Linked DNA regions of Mus musculus: region 2 is linked to region 1. Evidence: chromatin loops called from intact Hi-C (ENCODE). Cell type or tissue: heart. All regions are shown on one strand. Links, peaks and the distances in the headings refer to the core of each region. The heading gives the core; the rest is flanking DNA. Region 1 overlaps Zfp185 (zinc finger protein 185). Region 2 overlaps Hcfc1 (host cell factor C1).

Region 1 (16,113 bases), core at 1-8,000:
TAGCAGCCCAGAATTCCTCGTGTCTTGCTCTAGTGACCATTGACCATCAATGTGGCTACCTCCCTCTGAGTTTTCACCTTTTGTTTCCATTCTTGTTTGAAAGCTGTTAAATCTGAATAGCAATGTTTGCCTAGAGTCCACTGGAACTTGGATTGGCTCTGATCACAATAATTTAGAGAGGCAAAGATTTCTGCTCCCAAGTCATCTAAATTACACGAGGTCACAGCCTAATGAACGTGCTGAAACAGGCATTGGTGCAGGAAAAAAAAAAAAAGGTGAGATGCCAGTGCTTCCCACCGCCATTACCAGTACCACATCCTTTGCCCATGCATGTTTTACTTCTTGTTGGATTTTCTTCTTCTCCAGACTTAGCCACTACTGAACCCCCATCATTGACTCTCCAATTCCTGCAGAACAAATCCAAGTCCCTAACTCATAGCTATAGGCCCATCCCTCAGCAAGGAATGGCCTCGGGTACAATGAATGTGTGGGGAAGGCAGAAAAACAAAAAACAATAACAGACTAATGAATGACCTAATAATAGAGGAATCTCTGCCTTCTTACAAAGTCTGCCTTCCCCACATACTCATCTGCATAAGTAGCCTTTGTCTCCAGGGATGCCTCTGTTTTAGTTTGGAACCATGTTGGAATTGGTAGAACTGTCACTTTTTTTATTATTATTATTGTTGGTCTGAAGAGAGCTGAAACTGCTGAAGGGCCAGCCCATCCTCATGACCTCCTGAAGTCCACCCCACGTGGATCCATCCCTTGAGGACACTTTTCTAGGTGCTTTCCCAGCTGGTTCTCCCAGCAGCAGGTTCATTTTCTCACTAATCTACCTAGTTGCAGCGGGTGCCTGGAGACAGATAAAGTAGGCCCCACCTCGGTAATCTCTGTTTTGAAGAGGTCTGGGAAAGGCCATTAGGCCAGGGACTCGGTTCTTTGAGTTGCTACTAATGTAACTTTTTGCTATCTTTGCAGGCATCAGAAAGATCTTTCCCAAATAAACCACAATGTGTTTATCCCCCTCTTTCAACTTCTCAATGGCTCTCTACTTCCTTGAAATTAAGCCGAAACCCCTGTCTCTAGCTCCTATAGTTCTGCATGGCAGTGGGGACTCCCTATCCAGCCTTTTCTTTCTCCTGTACCACAGTGCTGCAAACTGTTTCAGAGTGCTATTGGCTATTGTAGAAGACATCTGATCTAGTCTGGCTCTGGTGGCTTTCTTTTGGACTGTTCATTGGCATCATCCTTCCATTTGTTTTACATGAAGCTAAACCTTAAACTCATTTGCAAAATAACATGAAGTATCTTTCTAGATTTGTAGGATTTAGTGCAGTCTGTTACAGTTATCTCACTTATACTAGTTTGAAGTTTGATTTTGTATGTATATGTGGGTGTACATGTGTATGCATGTCTGTGTGTATGTTCACATGGGTATGCTCCTGTGTGTGTGTGTGTGTGTGTTTATGTGTGTCTGTGTGTTTGTGTATGCGCATGTGTGTCAAGACCAGAGATCAACTTCTAGTGTCATTCCTTAGGCACCATACATCGTGTTTTGTGAGACAGGATCTCTTATCAGGACCTAGGATTTAACATGTTCCAAAGCATAGAGTAGTTGAAGACTAATGAGTGAGGAGACTGGATCAGGGCCGTGTTCCATATAATGAAATTTTATCAGGTTTTAATCCAAAGAAGAACGGCTGTGGTTTATAGACTTAAAGATGAATAGGTATTTGAATTTTAACACCACACTACAGTCACCTTTTACATTAAATCATATGCTGGGAGGTGGTGTGGAAAATGGATCTGTAAGCTACAGGCCTTGTTATGCACCTTTTTTTTTCTTTTAAATTTTACTAACGATTAGAACTGAGGAAAATAATAGCTGATGATAGCTACAGTATGTTGTTTTTATGTACTTTACAGTTGCCTCAATAACCCTGTGAGATGGGTAAATGGGGAAACAAACAGGTTAAGTGATTTATCCAAAACCATACCCGTGGTAGCTGAGAGCTAATGAACAGCCTCAAGGAGAAACCTTCTGAGAAACTTGAGCAAGCTAGTTGATGAAATGTGTTTGAAGGCTAATGTCTCCTTCCAGCTGGTGTACTTAATCTGGTGTTATTCCCCAAGCCAAGAAAGATTTCTGATTGTGCAATTTGATAGAGGAGAAAACTTGGGTCCACACATGTGATGAGCAAATAGGAATAAACTCTAAATCTGCCCTACTGCAGAGCTCAGGCCCAGATAGTAACATTGCTCTAATATTTACCCGTTTGAAAAATCAAAGCAAACATTTCTGATGACACTGTTTAATAACTGGCTATGTTTGGATTGTTTTTTTTCCCATTTAAATTAAAAAAATTATATGTATAAGTGTTTTGCCTGCACATGTATGTTTTTGCACACCACCCATTTGCCACGTCAGTGGTGGCCAGTAGAGAGAGGACAGTGGATCCTCGGAGACTAGAGTTAGAGATTGTTTCTAGCTGTATGTGGGTGCTTGTAATAAAACTTAAGATTTCTAAAGAGTACACACTGCTCTTAACTGCTGAACCATCTTTCTAGCCCTTCATCTGGGGAAATATTAATAACAAGAGTTCTTGAGATTTTTGTTTAATTTCCTGAAGGTATGTCTCCAGCGTTTTTCTTAAGCATTTCAATTTCCTCTCTTCTCCAGTATACACTGGAGATGGCAGCTCTCAATCAGAGGTTTGTCCTGCCCACCCCTACCCTCTTGCGTCATACAGTAGTAACCGAAGATTTTTTGGGTTGCCACAACCGAGGGTGGCTTCTAAAGGCTAAAAATCATGGATGCTGCTAAACGACCTATAGTGACAGGTGATATTAGTGCCTCATTCTCAACACACACAGTATTATTATCCAGACAAAAACGTTAATATTAATATTGACAAGCCTTGCTCTAGCAACTTATGTTCACTTGGGGGAACACACACACACTGAGGAGTGTGTCAGCATAGATCTAGTCAGACTGCCGCAGACAGGCACCACGAATACGGACGCATGCACCCGTGACTGCAGCAGATTTCTGTTGCGCAGGCAGATTTGGATCGCTCCTGCGGGGGGGGGGCGGGGAGGGAAGGGGGGAGGGGGCGCATGCGCATGAGTAAGCTAGCCAGCTCCAGGGTAAGAATACACCTACTCGCGCGGCCATTTCCTGCAGCCGCTAGCTCAGGCTGAGGTGCCCGCTATGAAAGGAGAGTACAAAATGGCTGCTCCAGAGACCAGCTTCTAAGGGGCTCCTCCTGAGGCAGTGCTAGCTCCAGCCACGAGATGGCGCTGGAGGATCACAAATGGTCCCTGTTGCGCCAGTGCACTCCCGTTACCCATCCCCCTACTAGTAATGTCAGAGGGCGGTTGACTACAGTAGCCTACTTAGGAGTGACCAAACCCAAGGATAGTCCCCTTTCCTTTGATAAACAGTGGTTGATGGGCTTGAGGACAGACCCAGGTGACAAAGTTAATGTAAATGTCAGAAGCCTTAGGAGCTTTACCCAGTGTTCATTTGATTGTGCAAAGTGGACTAAATGCAGGGATTCTTGAGCTTGAATTTAAGCCCAAGGTAACTTTATGGGACCCTTGGATCACTCAGCTCTTACATGAACAATAATGGAAATAGTTTCCACCATAGACAGTTCAAAGAGTTAAATGGGTTTACATATGTAAAGCATGCAGGACACTGAGGAGTGTGTACAAAATATTATCAAATGCTACATTTATTCTTTATTTTATTTTATTTTATTTTACTTTTAATTTATTTTTTACACTCCATGTTCCATTCCCTGCTCCCCCCATCCACCCTCCAACTGCTCCATATCCCATACCTCCTCCCCACCCCACTCTGTCTCCACGTGGATGTCTCTACCCCACCCCACCTGAGCTCTAAACTCCCTGGGGCCTCCAGTCTCTTGAGGGTTAGGTGCATCATCTCTGAATGAACACAGACCTGGAAGTTCTCTGCTGTATGTGTGTTGGGGGCCTCATATCAGCTGGTGTATGTTGCCTGTTTGGTGGTCCAGTGTCTGAGAGATCTTGGAGGTCCAGATTAATTGAGACTTGCTGGTCCTCCTACAGGATCGCTCTTCTCCTCAGCTTCTTTCAGCCTTCCCTAATTCAACAACAGGGGACAGCTGCTTCTGTCCATTGGTTGGGTGCAAATATCTGCATCTGACTCAGCTGCTTGTTGGGTCCTTCGGAGGGCAGTCATGATAGGTCCCTTTTTGTGAGTGCTCCATAGCCTCAGTAATCAAATGCTACCTTTATAAAACCTTCAAGATAGATAAAGTTCTGCCAATTTTTTTTTTTGTTGTTTATTCAGTCATTTGATAGCACACCGTCTTACCTTTTTCCTTCAAAGTTTTGGTATCACATGTTAAATCTAAGACTTAGATTGTTTTCTTCTTTGTTGTGTTGCAAGTGTGGATTTTTTCTAGTTTGTATTTGACACACGAAGGTGAGTGTTAGACATGTACTCAGTGCTGGCAACTGTGGTCAGGCAGCAGATTACATTGCGTAGAAAGTGGCATTGTCTTCTTGTGCAGTATGTAGTTAGGTCAAAAATTGGCAGTGGTTGCCTTAAGCTACCAGAGTCTGTGAAGGCTTCAGAGAATTCAACAGATATCACATCCTATGGGCCTCCTTCTCTCTCCCCACTCCAGTTTAGCAGTAGCTGAGGCCGAGTGGCAAGAAATTAAGATACTCCCTTCAGGATGTTATAGTGCACAGAAAGGCATCCTGTGAGGGTTTGACCAATATCTTTTTCATGACCTATAAAGGTTACAGCTGAAACTGCAGTTGCCCTGCTTCAAGGCCCAGGGTTTCCCCATATTGCCCTGCCTCCGAGCGGCTCTTTCTGAAGAACCTTGCCTCTGTTTACTCAGCACTACTTCCTGGCAGAGCTGGAACCAGCAGAGGAGTTTAGTATCCTCTTACCTGAGGCTGAAAACTTCAATTAGTTTTACAACCTAGTCCCTGAAAAGCATGGCCATCGCACATTCTTTTTGTTCTGCCAGCTTAGAGCCTCCCAGGGATGGTAGTCACTGATAATGGGTTTTTATTCTGTCCTTACCTCAGGAGTTCCCAGAGCACTGCAGGGAGGTTCTAAGATGATAAAATAAAGAGACAGGAGTAGTGATGAGAGATGAGTGCAACACCTTCTACTGTCTTTCCTGTGGCCCCCACCTTTGAGAGGACATTGCAGACAAACTGAGGAAGACATACCCTCCTCGATGGCCTCAGATGTAGCTCGAGCTGTTTATGTCAGTGCGGTAGCTTGTTTTTCTTACTCCAGGCCACTGCCTGGGTTCTCTGAATGTGCTCAGAATGTTGATACCCTGGTCCTGGGGCGGTGTTGACTGCTTTCTCGGGTTTGAGATGTTGGAATGGGACTGTGATCAACATAAGAAGTCTGCATGTTTCTTGGTGCATGAGGCAAGAGGCAAGTCTGTTTCCCAGAGCGTACATGGTAAGCTGCTAGGTTTGCTGAGGACTACTTTTCTTTATCCAGTGGTGGTGTCAAAGTATGACAGGGAGCATGAGTGACACGGACTGTGGGGAAGAGAGAAATGGAATGAAAAAGACAAGGAAGGACCACGCTTAAGAAAGCAAAAGAGAGAGTGAAGACAGTTTGTGTGTGTGTGTGTGTGTGTGTGTGTGTGTGTGTGTGTCTGCACGGGAATGATGGATACTGTGACTGTAACGAAAGGTAACTGTGAAGTATGGGCAGATTTTCAAACCTCCGCTCTCATTTGTGGTTCGGAGATTTTAAAGGGTACATAAAATCAATGACATAAAATTAGAAATGGAAATATCTAGGGGAACAAAGGGAATTAGTTGGAGGTGTGTGTAAAATGAGAGTCAAGGTATATGGGGGAAATATGTTCAGTGTACAAAATGCTTGTTTTAAATTGTCCTTATGTAACATAACACAGTGTACCAGGTACAATAAGAGACACAACAAAAACATTTTAAAATAAATTTTTACAAGAACAGCCTACGGATGCAGGAGAAAGTTCTGTGGTGTTTGGGGGAGTGAGGTTGAACTTAGGTTTGAAGGCTAAGGAAGATTTCCCCCAAACGACATGCTAATGAAGGCATTGCAGATTGAGGAAACCAGAGACCCGTCAAAGAGAGGTATATGGTGAGTGTCTTAGGGTTTTACTGCTGTGAACAGGCACCATGACCAAGGCAACTCTTATAAGGACAGCATTTAATTGGGGCTGGCTTACAGGTTCAGAAGTTCAGCCCATTATCATCAAGGTGGGAGCATGGCAGCATCCAGGCAGGCACAGTGCAAGAGGAACTGAGAATTCTACATCTTCATTTGAAGGTTGATAGTGGAAGACTGACTTCCAGGCAGCTAGGATGAGGGTCTTAAAGCGCACACCCACAGTGACACACCTACTCCAACAAGGCCACAGCTCCTACTAGTGCCACTCCCTGGGCTGAGCATATACAAACCATCACAGTGAGTGTAAATTTAGAGTGACTATAGGAAAGAAAAGCTAATTGGTGCCCTTGCCAGGAAGCCCTGAAAGGAAACTAAGCAGTCACTTACTCATGAGCTGGTGACTGCAAACTATATTCTGAAGAGCTGAAGGACCAGCGATGCTTTTCAATTAGGAGAGGAGTTCAAGAGGAGTTGCAGGACTGTCAGGCCAGGGAGGTGCACAGCAGCACGAGGCAGGTGGCTTGTACCGAACCTGCGGCTCAGACTGAGAGTGACCTGATAAGGCTGCAAGGGTTGCTGACTTTAACTAAAGACAATAGTGATGGAAAAGTAGTACCCAGGGATGCTTCCATATTTCTGTTTGGGGTGACAGGCTGGATGTTGAAAGGAACTAGCTGAGGATGAGGAAGTTAGAGGAGATGCTGTGCAGATGTGACAATATTAAGGTCATTGGGCCATGTTGACTCTGAAGCGCCTGTAGGAGACCTAGGTGACAAGAAGCCCACTAGGTTAGAGTTGAGTTAAGATCTGACCACTGACTAGAGACCTGAGGGTTGTCAGTTTATAGATGACAAGTGAGAGGAGGGTATAAGAGCAGTCTGGAAGCCAGTGCATAGATACATCCCTGAGGGACTGGTGCATGAAGAAGGAACATAACTCTTTCTCTAAACCAGGAACATGCTTGGCATAAGCCATGAGCTTGTGCAAGACCTCCTGACCCCAACTCTCCAATTTTCTTTATCTTCTCAATTGTTGGTGGTTTAACTTAGGACACTTTCAAAACTGCTTGCTTTCTGGGAATTGGGGGGCTGCTTGCCTCTTGAGATGGGTCTCCCAGTGCCCTTGGGAAGTAACATTCAGATTCCAGAGGTCAGCAAGGGTCAAGCCTCTGCTCTTCTCTGTATATGATATACAATATTCATTCTTTCTCAGCACTCCAGATTCTTGTGAGGAGAACAATGCAGCCCCCAAGATCATCAAGGAAATACCTGGCACCCTACAAGATGGACAAAGTGACCCAACTGTGGCTTCTCAGCAACTTGCAGATCTCAGCATCCTAGAGCCACAGGGTAGCCCCAGTGGAGCCGAGCAGCAAATCAAAGCCGAGGACTGTACTAACATGTAAGAGCCCACACTACCTTCTTACTGCCCCGTCGCAGCTGTCAGGGGCCACGATCTAGGAAAAACACTTACGGCACTTACAGCACAAGCCTATTTCTCTTCGCAGCTATGAGAGGCTAAAAAGCAGAAGGATTTGAGTGCAGGTGGTCTCTTGGAGTCATTTGAATGAGAGCACCATGTTATCCACCAACCAGTTGAAGTGGGAAAACTGATGTGGGTTGGAGTTACGGATATGGGGTGTTTTACAACCCTATTCATGGGGTTGTAAGGTCTGAGAAAAGTAGAGCCTGCTATGAATGAGGTTATTATAGTATTGCCATCACTAAAGCTGCCAGTTGGATGAGTTCTTTCACTGTTACTACTACCAGGATGGCCAGAGAAGGCACCAGTGAGTCAATAATTGACCTCTGTGGTGCTGACCTAGGCGTGTGTGGCAACTGAAATAGGCTAACAGCAGGAGTTTGAGGAAACAAGGGTCATACGTTTTCTGTGAGAGTCCAAAAGACCAGGGGGTAAAGCAGTAGGAAATAGTGTTTCCCCTTCCACTCTTCTGAGAGCAACTCAGGCCTCCCACCGTGTGAGCCTTCTGACTCCTAGCCTCAGAAGTGCAGGGCCTGTTCACACCAAGGATGCTTATATAATATTTTCTCAAATTATAGTATGATTGTTCTCCGTTCTATTCTGTCAATTTTTATTTATAAATAAAATCCATTAGAGGCTAGGATTAAATCAGCAATCCTCCGTACTCTGTAACTTTCATTTTTTACGGCTTACTCTAATGATGGTTTTTAAATACTTTAGCCTCTCTTTTAGCCCACCATCCACCAGAGGTAGTGGGAAAGAAAGGATATTGAAAATAATAGATTTATTTTTAAAAGTTCTTTAAAACAACTCTTGTCTATATTGTCTAAAAATCAACAATTTAATTCATAGGTTAATAATGATAGTTCAGTCCATTCACAAACACTTTATAGATAGACCAACAGTTTAATTTGATAGAGTTGAAATAAGAAACACAAATGAACAGAGACAGCGAGGCCTCAGCCTCTGCTCAAGTCAAGAGATACCCAAAGAGATGCCAGGAAAACTTCTCAACTATGTCTCTATCAACAAAACGAAAATGAACCAAGACACAAGACCAACAAATGTTATCCAACTAGTTGTATAAACAAGCCAAGTTTACTTACTCTGTCACTGTCTGTTAAGTTGTTTTTATATGCCCTCTAAACATCACGTGTCCTGCACCAGTCTTGCACATGTGTCTGTCTCAGTTGACATCATTTTGTCAAGCAACCCAATACACAAAAGTGACAAAAAACTAACACACCACCAAAAGCTTCTTACTATGTTTCTCTCTCCCAACAAATAGAGCTCCAGTACACAATGTAAGACAGACCAATACGTGCATATGGTTACCAAAGCAGCCTTTCTCTTATGTCTGCTTCAGCTAAACATTCCCTTACGAGTCTGTCTTAGTCTTTATTTATTTATTTATTTATTTATTACGTATTTTCCTCAATTACATTTCCAATGCTATCCCAAAAGTCCCCCATACCCTCTGTCTTAGTCTTTAACCTGTGTCTATTAAAAAAAAAATACTCCTTCCCTTGTTTGCCCCAACTAAACACCTTCCAACATAACTGACTTTTTAAAGAAGCCTTAAGTTTTCACTCCAGTACTCCTTTCTTTCTTGGGCTTCCTGGCTTCTTCTGCCACTGTCTTGTTCTCACCTCTGCCTTTCCATATCTCAGTTCCAAGAGTCTTAGCAGGAATGAGGATACAGTTGGAGCCCAGAGAGCGTACTGTTCACCAGCAGACTCCGCACACTGTTTTTCTGTTTGTAATAAGCCAAGAAAAATTATCTTGTAATATGACATAGAGGGACGCAGGCAAAGTGTTATTGACGAGGAAGATCTGCAGCAGCTGGAAAGAAAGACCACACAAAAACAAGGAACCAGGAAGGGCCCATAAGATGGACCCTGAGGTTGACAGGAATGGAGTAAGGGGAACCGGGGAACAGAAAGTGGGCTTTTGTAGCTCAGGGAGAGGAGATCATTGGGAAGAACTTGGGATGTTTCCTTCCCGCTGGGTATGAAGAACTCTGGAGGCCTCTTGCTACCTACATTGCAGGTCTGGGGGTCTTCTTTTTCTTTTTTAATTTTATCTCTTCAGTGCTGCTGTTCTCTCTCTCTCTCTCTCTCTCTCTCTCTGTCTGTCTGTCTGTGTGTGTGTATCTGTGTGTCTGTGATGTGTATGAGACATGCTTACCCATGTATGTGTATGAGTATGTGGAGACCAGAGGATAGGGTCAGGTATTTTTATCAGTCTCCACCTTAATAATGTTTTGGGTGGGTATATGTGCGCTATGTGTACATTTATGCGTGTATAGGTGCATGGTGGGTATTGGTGCGTGTATGTAGGTCAAAATTGGCATCAGGTATCTGATAATTTTATTTTTATTGAGACCAGGTCTCTTGTTGAACCTGGAGCTTGCTAATTTCTGCTACTAAGCTAGCCAGCTTGCCCCGGGGATCCTTTCACGGGGCCTACCTCTGCAGTGCTGGGGTTATAAGTGGCTGCTGCATTGCCTAGATTTTTATGTATATTCTGGGGATCCAAACTCCAGTCTTTGTACTTGTGAGCTACCTAGGGAGGGGGGTCAGCATCCTGGATCAGGGCCATGTGTCGCAGCCAGGGTGACTGCCTCCTCAATAATCTACTCTCCGCCCATGGCCTGCAGTTCTCCAGACTTTGATATTGGGTGAGGAAGTTAGTCCTACAAAAAGATTGTTTTGTCTGATTTCTTAACTAGCAAACTAGACTGTTTTTCCCTGCTCCTCCACCCTGGCTGCCACAGTCCCAGTAACCTGACGGGCAAGTTACCAACACCAATACCCTAGCCTGCAGTCCAGAATTCAGAGTAAAAATTGGAAAATGGCAGTCTCACGCATGAGTCATTCAAGAGCAATGATAAGGGATTTGCACCGACTGTTCCCAAAACACTGGCATGCTTTTAAAGGTCTTGAAGTTGCAAACTTTGGGGTTAGGGCAGAAAGTTCTATTTGAATCAAGAAGTAGAGACATGCTTACTCTTTTTTCGTTTCTTTCAGGCTGATGAGCCCTTCAAGCTGCATGGTCACTGTTACCATCTCTGACACCTCTGAACAATCTCAATTGTGTGTTCCTGGTGTCTCAAGCAAGGTGGACTCCAGCTCAACTATGTAAGAAGGGCCATTTAGCAAGTCTTGGTGTCCTTTAGCATGGGGTTTCCTTATAATCTCCTTGCAAGTAAAGGATACCACTTTCCTTCTCTGCTGTTTTCTCTTTTATGTCTTTTCCAGCTCCTAGCATCCCAGTAGCAAATGCACAGATAGAATATAGTCCTTAGTCCCTCAAGTATAAATTTTACATTCTCCAAGCCTATTGGCAGGACTGTAACATGCTTTCCTTCTCAGCTCAACAAGACGTGGAACATACAAAGCTAGCAGATACAACCAATGGGAGGTTTTGCCCTCTGTATGAAAGCCATGGAGGCCAGGCTGATCTCTCCACCCCTCTTTCACTGCTTTCCCTGTACTGTTGAATACCCTTAGCCTACAAGAAGGGATGCAATTCAAGGACTCCGCTGAGTGAGCAGTATGTGTAAGATCTCTGCTGATTAGGCCAGGGGGCTGGGACATGGAAATGAGGGTCAAGGGTGGGGCTACACTGAGCCAGCCTGAAGCAAACCTTGTTTCTAACGCTTGCAGAGGCTTTCCAAAACATAGATTAAGGTTAATGTAGGCCCCTGGAACCCGATTGATAATGGAGTTGGAAGTGTAGCAGGTGACCGCTTCAGGGAAGGCATGAGTGTCCATGTACAATGGCATCAGCAGCCTGCCATCTGTCTGCAGCTTCCCCTGCAGCCTGGCTTGTGGAGCCCACTTGCCCCTCTACCCTACGCCTTCATTGAGCTTCTGCATTTCCTTCACGCCGGGCTAGGGGCACTGACTCTCCTCTGTGGGCCAGGCCCAGTCCTCTAGAATCTTCTAGTACACATTGCTATTTTGCTGTGCTCCTTCTACAGCAAAGGGATTCTCTTCGTGAAGGAGTACATGAATACCAGTGAAGTGTCTTCTGGGAAGCCAGTGTCTTCACACTGTGACAGGTAAGAACAGGTTTCAGCTGATCTGTTGTCATAGCCTGTACTAGGCCCAGTACTGCCTTCGTTCCTACATCCTGCTACCTCAAGCAGGACTTAGTGGACAGTACCTACTGGGTAATCTTCCAGTAAGTGACAGCATACTGCAATGCTGCCTACTAATGCATGATTTATGGATTTTCAGATTGTCTTTCTAGTTAGGTGGATAGAAAATCTAGCCCCCATGTTCTTTCATGCTAGATGGACCCACTGAACCCCTGTTTGCTTTCTGATGCTATGCAAGAAGTTACTTCCGAGACTTTTCAGTACTATTCCACCCACTCACACTCTAGTTTGTGTCAAGTTGATATAAAACTAGCCAGCACAATGGACCAGGGGGTGACACACAGACATATTGCTGTTAAGCCAACTGGGGTCTCTTGCTGCAACTGGACTGTACTTTAACCAATAATAGCCTCTCCCAGCCTCTCTTCAGGGTCTCCAGTCCTGTCACATGCTACCAAGCCCCCAAAGCCCTCCAGACTTACCAGTCCATGCCATGAAATCTAGTGCCACCTGGCTGACTACCAAGTTCAGCTGCCAGGACAGGGTGGAGCCTTGGGCACCTCTGGAGCAGAGTTTCTGAGTGCTAATGCTGAGGGCATACTTCACAAAGGGTTTCACCTCCGTGATGCTGGTGATCCCCACTAAATTATCAGTTCCAGCCAACCAGCATTGATTATCCCAGTATAGGAAACGTTTCATTTGAGTGCTGCTTGCTCCTTGTTATTCACAGCCAATCAGTCTGTCCCAGCTCATCAATACCACAGATTCTTAAAATATACCAGGCCTCCATAGAGTCTTTAAGTGATCCTGTGACTGCTCTCTGGCACCTCACAAGCCAGGCCTCCATCCTCTGCATTGTTCTCAGCTTTCTGAAACTGAAGGCAGGAGCTGATGCAGCAGCCCAGGCGGCACTGGAGCTGATGCAGAGGCTGTGGGGGGGATGCTGCTCTCTGGCTTGCTCTTTATGGCTTGTTCAGCCTGCTTTCTTAAAGAAGCTAAGACAACCAGCCCAGGAGTGGCCCCATTCAAAATCGGCTAGGCCTTCCCATGTCAATCACTAGTTAAGAAACTTCCCTACAGCCTTTTCTATAGGCTGATCTTATGGAGACATTTCCCCCAAGTGCTCTCATCTCTCAAATGATTCTTGCTTATATCAAGTTGTCATAAAAGTAGGCAGTATATCTAGATTCTGATTTCTTCAGTGTATAGGCTCCTAAAAGTTCCCATAGTAGTCCATACACAAATATATGTAGTAAGACTCTACTTTTTTTCTGCTGGTCAAAGGAACTGAGGGTCCCACTGGTACATAAGTCTCAAGAATCTTACCAGAGTGTCTTCTTCATTCTCCATGAAAGAACTCCTCACCAAGAAAAATGTGCCTCCTTAGCACAAGCTTTTGTACCAAAAGTGATTTCTGATCACAATGGTGATGACTGTCAGTGTAGTCATATCTCTAATTGTGTGTGGCCACAAGGCTAATGAGAAAAGTGTCTTCTATGTATGACTATGATAATGATGTGGCCCATGTTGTGCCCTCTTCTCCATTACACTTCTTGCAGTCCCAGCAGCATTGAAGACTCATTGGATCTGGCAAAGAAAGCCCCACATGAAGGTACTCCTTCTGAGAGGTATGTCTGCTTTCTTGAACAGAGGTCTTCCAGTTATGTAGGTGAGAGAGTCCTAAGGCAGACCTCCACATGGGTCTTTCTCTGCTGCTTTGAGGCTTTTGATCTGTTTGCAATTCTGTCATATAGTGGAACACTGCATAAGGTGTTACTACCCCAATCGGGATGTCACATATACGGCAACTGAAGCCTGCAAACCAAGATGAAAAATAGGGCCTGAAAGAGAGCCTAAGGAGGCTCTTGTCAGTAAGATAGACTCTTCAGAGTCGAATCTAATGATTCATTTGACTAACTTGCACTTCTGAATAGATGTTGAAAGAAACAACTACACAAGAGATTGGTATGTAGAGAAAAATGTTTTTGTTTGTTTGTTTGTTTTATTATCAAGAAGACGGAACTAAGAATGCACAATGTCCTAGAGCCATGGAACTGATCGCTAGATGTCAGCAATAAAAGGATGGTTTTAAGGACAAAAAAAGGTTATTTTTAAATTCTTGGAATAGGAAAGAAAAGAATCTGCATCAGAGAGTGAATCTACCCAGGTTACAGTGAGGAAAAAAGGGGAGAAGGAATAAGTTACAGGAAATTAGTTACTGGCAGAGCCAGAAATGAATCCTGGGGCTTGAGTACTAACAGGTTATAGAGATCTCGCCCCTGCCATATGTCTTCTCACTTATTATGAGATCTAACTTACTGTGCTTTACACTCAGAAGCCACAGGTAGACTGGGGAGAAAGTTAAGATGAAGCAAATCTTAACAGTGTGCTCCATTTACCCCAACACAAACGAGTACAGGAGCTTCTATATAGGCAAGGTGACAGATGTCCCTTCCATTATGCCAGATTACTGAATTCTGGACAGTCACAGATCACTTGGTAAGTCATGTTATCAGATAATTTCATAGTCTGTATATGCTACTTTACCAAAATGCCCAAGGCTGGGTATGGTGGCACATGCCTTTATTCCTGGGACTCAGGAGGCAAAGGCAGGTGGATCTCTGTAAATTTGAGGCCAGCTTGGACTACATAGCAAGTTTCAGGCCACCTAGGGCTACACAGTGAGACCTTGTCTCAAAAACAAAACATACAAAGAAGGAAGCACCTACAATGACTTATTTACCTCTTGCTAGGCCCTGCGTCTTAAAAGTCTTACCACATGTCATATTGCCATAGTAAGGACAAAGCCTCTAACACATGACTCTCTGGAGGATACACTCAAGCTTTGTAAAAAACCATGGACTGCTCAGGTGCCTGAGAATTCTACAATTATATAGGAGCAAATGACATATATCATATTCCAGTAGCATGACAGATCAAATACCATGGTTCTCTGTCTCTCCATTGTTCCAATATTAGAATCTACATTACTGATTCGTCACTGGGCTTGGTTACAGGACTGGGATTCTCTCCAAGGACAAGCCCAGTCACTTGTGCACAAGTGTACACAAAGAACATAGGAGAAACAGGGATGCACTGAGAAGAGGATTCTCAGACAATTCTTACATCCAGAGAGTCAGCTATAAGCCAGCAGCAGGATGGCAAGGTGTCTTAGGGTTTCCATAGCTCTGAAGAGACACTATGAACATGGCAACTCTTATAAAGGGAAACATTTAATTGGGGATAGCTTATGATTCAGAAGGTTAGCCCATTATCATCATGGCAGGAATCACAGCATCATGCAGGCAGACATGGTACTGGAGAGGTAGCTGAGAGTTACATCTGGATCCACAGGCAGCAGGAAAAGAGTGAGATACTGGGCATGGCTTAAGTATCTGAGACCTCAAAGCCCACCCCGAGTGACATAGTTCCTCCAACAAAGCCTCCTAATAGTGTCACGCCCTTATGGGCCTTTGAGGAGGCATTTTCATTCAAACCACCACAAAGGGATAAAACATCAGTGCCCATGGCAGTGCTAGGTCCTGGTTACTAGTGACACCATGGCTTCTGTTGAATCACGTCTACATCTCTGGAAGATAGAACTCCTAATTTAAGCCTGTAGGATCAGAGAATAGAATCTGCTTCGGCAGTTCTTGTTGGGGGAAGAAAAGAAAAGGGAGGAAAAGCAGAGATGATTCTCAAAAGTAAAAGGAATCTTGGAACGGAGGATACAACTGATCAAGAAGTATCTTCTAGGACTTTAGCATGAGTTCTGAGTAGGCTATACAATCCAACTAATCATGGGTGGCCTTGATAGTAACTAGAAGAAAGGGTGAGCTCCATGGTCCCAGGCATGTAGAAGAGGCTGTCAAGACTGGTTTAGGAGAATAGTGACAAGTTGAAAAACCACTTTGGCATAGGTTATGCTCCCAGTTATAGAACACAGAACACATTGGAAATCTGGGAATACTGGCAAACCTAGAAAGATCTGCTGCATCATATCAGAAGTGTGGGAACCAGCCTGACTGCTTGGTCCTTGTTTCCATCTCCTAGACCAACCGAAGGGGTCTGTACTTACTGTAGCCATGAGATCCAAGATTGTCCGAAGATTACCCTTGAACATCTTGGCATCTGCTGCCATGAGTATTGTTTTAAGGTAAGAAAGAGGTGTGAGTATTCTGATGATGACGTCAAAGAGTGTGAAAGTGTAGAAGAAACTGGATTTCTGTTCACAGCTGCAAACAATCTCAGAGGCTCATCAGCACTGCGAGTTGCAGAGGAGTGGTGACAGTTCCACATGGCTAATAACAAAATGGAGGCAAAAAGGGGTGGG
Region 2 (8,000 bases), core at 1-8,000, 940 kb after region 1:
GAGGGGTCTGGAGGATCCAGTTGCTGGCCAGCTTCCTCACTGACCATCAGCCTTAGACTTCTTTGGAGCAGATTTCCTTATATAAGAGAAAAGAGAAGAAATAATTATAGAGGGTCCCAAGAGCATCACAAAAACACCAACTCAGGACCTTGTGTAGATATAATCCCAAGCAGCTGATGAGAAACGGAGCTTACTTCCACTCTTAAGTACTCCCCACAAAAGATTCCTCAAAGAGATTACTTACATTTCTGGAGACGACATGGGCCGCTTGCTGGCCGGCTTGGTGCCAGAGCTGTCTTTACTAGTTTCTGAAAGGAATGGGATGGTGAGCAGCCAGGCAAAAGGCAGAAGCACTTGGGTGTACCCCACTTTTCACAGTCTTGACTGCCCATGCCATCCTTCGGGTTCAGTTCCTGCCTCTCAATATCCCTCCTGAGACAGATACCTTCCGGGACCTAGCCTCAGCTACCCATTTTAAGGGCTTTAGGACATGTTGTTCTTGAGCCTAACAGCTTTTGCTTTCTTCAAGCCCCTCCTCCTAACCTTTACTTTTAGACATCCTAGAGTATCTTCTGTGCACCCCTAGAACACAAGAGCATCCTCTATAATACCCTATATGCTCTCATCCAATGTCTGAAGCATCCCTAGTCTAGCTAGGTGTATCTTTGTTCCACTCAGTGCTTTCCCATACCTTCCCTAAAAATTGCCCCAAAAGGCTTGTGAACACTTACCTTGCAACCACCTCACTTGTGTGGCAGGGCCGTAGCCCTTTTCATTGCGGGCAGCAATGCGGAAGATGATGGCAGGCTTTGTAGTATAGTCAATGTGGGCGTTGGAGAGGCTGGAGGACTGCACTAGGCAGGAAGGGCTAGGCCCACAGTACACTCGCATGAAGGCCAGCTGGGCTGGGGTGGAGCTCTTTGGCTCACCACTGGCCTGTGAGCTCTGGATGGCCAGGTACACAGAGTACTCGATGATCTTGCCGGAGGTCACAGACGGTGGCTCCCAGGTGAGGTGAGCACCATCTGGGCTCTAGAACCCAGGACATAAAGTCAAGCCTTGTCTTCTTCAGCCACTGTGGCTTCACAGCCCACCCTGCCTGTACTCAAGAGCAAGAGGGCTAGACGCTTATTAGAACTGCTAATAATCCCTAAAAAAAAAAAAAAAAACCTCCCCCAATCCAACAGCTATTCCAGGGTTCGGTGAGATGGCTCAACAGTATGGTAAACATGCCTGCTACCAAGCCTGATGACTGAGTTCAATTTCCAAGACCCACATGACCTCCTCTGACCTTCAAATGAGCACCGTGTCACAGCTATGCACCCCCCAACTAAATACAAATGTAATAAAAAATTTTAAAAAACCCAAAACAACCCAGATACCCCACATCAAATATTAAAGGACTTTAAAGAGCCTTTATAACACCCTCCCCAACCCATCATCTAATCCATAACTTGTCACTTAGCTTCTTGGTGCCTCAGTTTCTGCATCTGAAAATAGACTAACAAGACCCAGGTCTCCTTGGGACCTTCAGGATTAGACAAAAACATTTACCAACGGAGCACCTGGCATGTATCTTGTTTATTAAGGGTGAATGTAGGCTACTTGAGCTTATCTGGTATACTCCTGGTCCAGTCACCTCCTGGCTCTGTTCATATGTACCACCCTAGAGCAGACAGCAGACCAACAGAAAACAGAAAGATGGCCCATAGAAAGTCTCACCTTGCTGATTTTAATAGCACAAGGAGCCCCTGGGAACCCAGGCAGACAAGTCTTAAAGGCTGAGATCTCACTGAAGGGTCCCCGGCCACAAGCATTGATTCCAGCAACTCGAAATTTGTAAGCCGTGCCTGGCTGTAGCTCCTGCTTCTTTAGCTGGTTATAGTCTGGGACCGTGCCTGAGTCATCCTAAGGCAAGAGGTGGAAAATTAGTAAAGAAGAAAATGGCTTGAGGCCTACAGTCACAAAGAATACTCTGGACGAGGGGGCAGTTCAGTTCTAGAGTGCTTGTCTAGGATGGCCAATGTCCTAGAGTAACATGGGACCAAAAGAAAGTTCAGTCATGGCTGTCTCTTTTATAGCGAGGCCCTAGGGACATGGTAAGGTTAACTGGGGCTTGGTGCTGTTAGAAAAGGATCAGTTTGACTTTCTTACTTGTACTTCCTAACTTTTCAAGTGGCAAAGATGGAGTTCTGTGAGCTCCTCTCACAAGGCAGGGAAACTAAAGTTTGTTTTTATGACAAACTCTCACAGGCACAGCAGGTTCCACCCCACTATCCAAGGGTACCAGTTACTGGGCAATACTTACATCTGACTGAACAGCATCATCTGGTGGCAGAAAATAGTGTGTCACCATTACACTGGTACCCTTAATGACCCCCACATCAAACCACTGGTTCTCCTTTTTCACAGGGGCTTTGCTGGGTGGGGGTGGCAAGTCCGGTTTCTGGGGAACAGAAATGAGATAATATCAAGCCCTTGTGGCCCAAAGGCAGTGCTGCCCTATCTCCTAGGGCCAGTGACCCAGACTCACCACACCCAGGGACTCAATGCCATTGGCCACTTCAGTAAGGGTAGCTGCAGCCTGCATCTTTGCTGGACTAGCTACAACAGGCTGGGGAGCCACAAATGTGTTAGATGGAGCCAGGCCTGGAAAGAAACAAAGTATCAGCTGGGAGAAGGTACTGTTTTGAGGCAGAACCTCCACGCCACTTTGTTACACTGTGTTCACCTCCCATCCGTTCAACTCTATTAATGATTTACCCCTGCCAAAAAGCAGCCCAGCTTACTCTCGGTAGCTGTTGAGGGTAGCAAAGCCACGGTGCTTGGGACAGCACTAGCTAACTCGTTGAGGCAGTTGCTCTCGATGGATGGGTCATTGAGACTGTCAGCTGGGGCCAGAGCCTCAGTGGGAAGATGGTGCTGTTGCTGGGCTTGAGCTTGAGCCTCCTGGAGCTGCTGCTGCTGCTGCACCAGGGCTGCAAGCTCCTGCTGTGTCAACACAATGGGTATGGTGGTAGCCTGACCCTCTTGGCCTTCAGCTGAAAGGTGACCCAGTTCTGCTTGTGTCACTGCTGCTGCTGCTTCAGATGTATCCATGGGCTCCCCAGTGCCTGCTCCAGGACCAAGAAAACTACTATTCAAAAAGGAACACAAGTGTGCCTAGCCCAATGGGCAGCAATGGCGTCCCCGAGATTTCGTTTCCCTAAGCATTTTTATCCTGCCCACACCTTATTATACCCCTCACCACTAGGTCCCATGTCTCCTCCCTGGACTACTCGTTCTACATAAGCCTCTCTTGACTCTCTTGAGTTACATTGTACACCCTCACAGGAAGCAGATCTCAAGTAGCCCCCAAATGGTGCCTTAGCCCTCTCTGTAAGGCTGTCTGTCACTCATCCTAAGGGGCCTATCCCTCAAATCTGCCAGCTGATACCTACCCATGACAGCCTGCTGTGCGGCCTGGAGCACAGCCTGGATGGCCAAGGCTTGGGCTTCTTCAGTGGCTGCAGCTTGAGCAGCTGCTTCAGCAGCAGCAGTCACTGCCAGCTCCTCTGGAGTGAGCCCTGTTACCATAAGGGTTGTGGTGCCCGCCTGGGCTTCAGCCATCAGCTCTTGGGGAAGTGATAACTGGTCTACTTCAGACTGTGTGGGTGGGGGTGGTTGGACCACCACAGTGGCCACGACAGCAGAGGTGGTAGGCTCCTGGCCTGAAGATGGGTCCCCAGTGCTGCTCAGATCCACGGCGGCCTGGAGCTCAGGGGTCTGGGAGGCTGACAGGACCTCAGTAGACTCCCCCATCAGGGGTGTGGAGGCAGACTGCAGGAGTTGCCGTGGAGGCAGCTGCTGGCGAGGCCCTGGTGAGACCTGGAGTTCCTCTGGGGGCTGCAGGATGTCAACAGCAGAGAAGGGCATGTCAGAAGTTTCTGTGTTGGCTATGGTCACTGTTATCGTGGCTGGGATGGGGACTTCGGAATTCAGAGCCCCTGGGGTAGTCTCAGTCAATGATGAGATGTTCTAGAAAGGGAGAGAAGCCCCCGTCAGAGGGAGAGGGGAGGAGACAAAGGCTAGAACCAGGCAGTGGGGCAGAAAAACAAGATAGCCTTTGTTTTGTCCCTGTAGGCCTATGGTATCACCCACAACATTTATCTTGGGTAAATGTAAATGAGGAATGTGAGTCAAGAAGCATCAGCAAGGGTGTGACAAGAGGAAAGCCCCTGGGTCAAGTTTCCACTCATGCCCAGAAGACTTCACTGTAGAGACAAATGATGGGGAACAGCAAAGAAGGAAACCAACAGTGGAGATAAAGTACCAACGCTCCTCTAAGGGACTGTTTGCCTCCTGCCTCCCAGGCACCAAGATTGCCCTTTTATGGTCTAGAAGAACAACCAAGGAACAATACCATTCTGGAACAAGGGCGACATCTAGTGTCCATTTATGGACAGCACAGATGAAAGTGGGCAAAAGGCCACAGAAAGGATCCTTTGGGGTGAGGCTTACCGGCACAGAGGGACCAGGGACTGGTGTAGACTGTGTCACAGTGGTCACTGCTCGTGGCAATGTAGAAGACACACTTGTAGTGATAGCACTGGCACTGGTGATATTTGTGCTGTCACCTTGGGTGCTTGCCACCTCTCCTTGGTCACTGGCAGCTGGTGGAGGGTCTGTGGGTGTGTCAAAGGGGAGATCAGTTGACTCTCTTTGCTTTTACCACCACAGGTTTCCTAGGATTCACCCCCCCCCCCCCGCGCAAAAATAGACTATCTGTACCTCCTCTACCGGACACTTCTACTTACCTTGGTTTGAGCTCATGTTAGAGGTGACAGTGGTGGCTGTGTGCGTGGTACCTGTCTCGTGGGTCTCGCAAGGAGGGTTGGAGCATACCCTCTGTGTTGGGAAAGAGGCCAGCAATGTGGAACCAGCCTGGGAGGTGACAGTGGGCACTGCTACCACCTCTAAGCCCGACTCCAGGGTTCCATGAGAGGAAGTAGCATCAGGAATCAGGGTACCCACACTGACTGACATAGTGGTGCCAGTGGAAGTGGTCTGGTGTGTCTCGCAGGGATGGCCACTGGCAGGCTGTTGTCCACCCTCAGGCTGGCCTGCACCTCCATTTGATGTGGCAGTGGTAGCTGTGTGTGTGGTGCCCGTCTCATGAGTCTCACAAGGCGGGTTGGAGCATACTCGCTGAGCACTGCCCGCATTGGAGGTAGTGGCGGTGTTGGTGGTACCCGTCTCATGGGTCTCACATGGCGGGTTGGAGCAGACTTGGGTGACAGTAGCCGAAGGGCACAGCAGTGCCTCTAGGGCTGTCATAGTCATGGTGCTGCTAGGAGAGCTTGCCTGGAGGCTCTCATATGTAGATGTGGGGACCACCCGAGCTGCACCAAGCTCCCCAGCAACCATGATAGAGCGGGTTGTGGTTGGGGTATTAGTTGTGTAAGTATGATATGTCTCTGGTTGGCGCCCTGTGGGCATGTCCTTGCTGCTGGGGCCACTTAGCCCAACTCTGACACTTGGAAGGGCTAGTTGCACAAAGGCAGGGCTGTGGCTCCCAGACTCCAGTGCCACACTTGGCCTAAGCAGGGGGCCAGCTGAGCATGGAGCTCCAGTGGCCTGCACAGTCATGGTGGTGGTGGTCATGTTGGTCTGCTGGGTTTGGCACTGAGGCTTCACGGTACCCTGGACTCTCTCCAATGCCCCAGGAGCCACAGTGATCCGCACTACAGTGGGGGTGTTAGTGGTACGACGAGTGTCTCGCTGCTGCCCAGTGCCCATGCTGGACATTGCTGTAGTGGCAGTGCTGGTGGTGCCTGTCTCATGAGTCTCACAGGGGGGGTTCGAGCAGCCATGCTGCCCAGCCATGTTGGAGGTGGCTGTTGTGGCAGTGTTGGTAGTGCCCGTCTCATGGGTCTCACAGGGGGGGTTTGAACAGACACGGACCACATTACCATTCTGTTGTCCTACAGCTGAGGTCACAAGTGAAGCAGCTGTCTCCTGTCTGTCACAAACAAACTGCACCTGGGTAGGTTGAGGATGTCCCCCAAGGTTAGCCACAACAGTGGTGGTAGCTGTGTTGGTGGTGCCTGTTTCATGGGTTTCACAGGGTGGGTTGGAACACACCAGTGTCACAGTGCCGGGCTGCACATCACCCTGGCCTGAGTCAGCGATGGTGACTGTTGCTGTGGGCTGCTCTGTAGTAGGTGAGGCCAAAATGGATACAGGAAGGTCATGTACAGGCTGTGCTTCAACCCCACTGGGTGCTGTAATCAGAGTGACCTGGGTAGGCTGGGAGACAGGCTGGGGAAAGAGAACAGAGGAGTTAGTGCCTGGACTATGTGATTTTGCATTTACCTCTCCTACTATCCTATGCTCGCCCATGTTGACTGGGACCACCAACTCTGTTAACTATCCAAGGCAAATCTAAGAAAAGTTTGGCCCGTGATCTCAAAACAATGACTTACTTAGAGCCGAGGATGAAGGGACAATGAGGCAGAGCTGGGGCAGGAGGAGTTGTACGATAGTCAAGCCTTTTTCCAGACAGTGTACAAAGGCCAGTAAAATAAGTTCCCTTACCACTTCTTGTCCAGTTAAGAAGAAAAGATGACAAGAGAACAAATACTGTATGTACATTATGAGATCCTAGTGTCTGCAAACTGGACATAGCTCAAATGTGTCACCAGGAAAGACTGAGACAGAGATCACACCATGTGCAGAAAAGCTGTCATAATTATATAGGTCTATAGAACTGAATCTGGAAAGGGGAGAAAGGCTAAAATGCCCCCTACTTTCATGTGGGAGTGCTGCTGTGTATGGTGGTACACCCTTAGGACCCACTTACCTGCATTGTGATTGTGGGTGTGGTAAGCCCACCAGCAGCTGTTAGTGTAGTCTGTGCAGCTGACACTGTGATAGCAGTAGGGTTGATCACCTGGCTTGAGAGCGTAGCAATAGTGCCCAAGGTAGTGATAGGTGTAGCCAGGGAAGCACTGGTGCTATGTGCCCCAGCTCCGGCCAGGCTGGTGGAGACAGTGCCTGTCACTGTGCCTAGCGTTGTAACACCTAAATGGAGGGAAAGGCAAAGGCAGAATGAGGCCTATTGCTACCACTTTCTATCTAGCAGCCTGTCTCTCTCTCGAGGGCTAGGGAATGGGAGCCCTGCCATGTAGCCACCAAGGACAGAAGGCTCTGGAGAGAGGACCTGTTATCCTCCCCCAGCCATTGCTGAGGACCTGGCCTGCAGGCTACACACCTGTGGTACCCTTCACAACCAATGTGGTGACAGCTGGCTTGACAGCAGAGACGGTGACAGGGGTGACCAGGCGAACGCCGCCCATAGGCACAGTACGGAGGATGGTGCCTGGTTGTCCAGGGGCCCCCTTTAGCACCACCTGGAACAGCAGAGCAAAGTGCCACCAATGTCACTTTCAGGCTGAATGGACTGTGCTGCCCCTCTCAGACCTGTTAGGATGACACATGTGGTCTATGCTAGACTGAAGTGAAGAGGGGTCATGTGTGCCTCACCTGGGTCACTCCTTGTTGCCCATGGCCAGTAGCAATCTTGGGGACAGCAGTGATGATTTTAGCAGGCGCTCCTGTTCCTGAAGTCATCACTTTGGTGGTGATAATTGTAATTGGGGACTTAATGCCAGGACTGCTGGTAACACCTGCATTGGGGAAGGATTCAGAGAAAATAAGCTGTGAGGACTTATCTTTTTGATTTATACTCACCAGCAAACCAGCAAAGGCCTTTTGAAAGCTGCCTGTTTACCTGTGGCACCTGCCTGGGTGATAATGGCCGACATAGGAATGGTCTTAATAATGGTAGTTGTGCCAGGTTTGGTGGTGCTGGGAGAAACACTACTGATGCCCAGGATAGTGGGCTTGGTCCCTGCCCCACTAGCCTGTGTGGTGGTAATGATGGTTGTGGGCTTGCCATCTGCTGATGTCACCAGCTTCAGGATAGTCCCCGCTGGCAGGGGTCCTTTGGTCTAAAAAGG

The links. A loop is a pair of places that touch in the nucleus more often than their neighbours do. Peaks named below come from ENCODE experiments on the same cell type or tissue, not always from the same donor. Only the 100,000 strongest peaks of a DNase experiment are listed, where the experiment ranks them.
Region 2: a loop joins it to region 1, with 7 times the contacts of the local background. A loop is called at or near these places in 1 of 42 quality-filtered maps.

Annotation. Positions count from the first base shown.
Region 1 is chrX:73,005,035-73,021,147 of GRCm38, forward strand. It overlaps Zfp185 (zinc finger protein 185), which reads left to right. Exons shown (of 19, transcript NM_009549.3): 13 at 7,406-7,594; 14 at 10,705-10,815; 15 at 11,661-11,741; 16 at 13,340-13,408; 17 at 15,834-15,936. Among named protein-coding and RNA genes, the nearest start is that of Mir2137, 21 kb to the left of the region's middle. In heart, for the core only: a CTCF peak has its summit at 3,290 (motif pointing right); a DNase peak (open chromatin) is centred at 3,267; H3K4me3 peaks cover 715 bases; H3K27ac peaks cover 581 bases.
Region 2 is chrX:73,944,402-73,952,401 of GRCm38, forward strand. Hcfc1 (host cell factor C1) reads right to left here. Exons shown (of 26, transcript NM_008224.4): 13 at 7,772-7,991; 14 at 7,525-7,667; 15 at 7,253-7,391; 16 at 6,842-7,062; 17 at 4,797-6,300; 18 at 4,501-4,664; 19 at 3,441-3,885; 20 at 2,790-3,113; 21 at 2,534-2,649; 22 at 2,309-2,446; 23 at 1,723-1,908; 24 at 732-1,032; 25 at 245-308; 26 at 1-76. The coding sequence ends at 37. Among named protein-coding and RNA genes, the nearest start is that of Renbp, 18 kb to the left of the region's middle. In heart, for the core only: CTCF peaks have their summits at 2,337 and 4,436 (motif pointing left); a DNase peak (open chromatin) is centred at 4,440.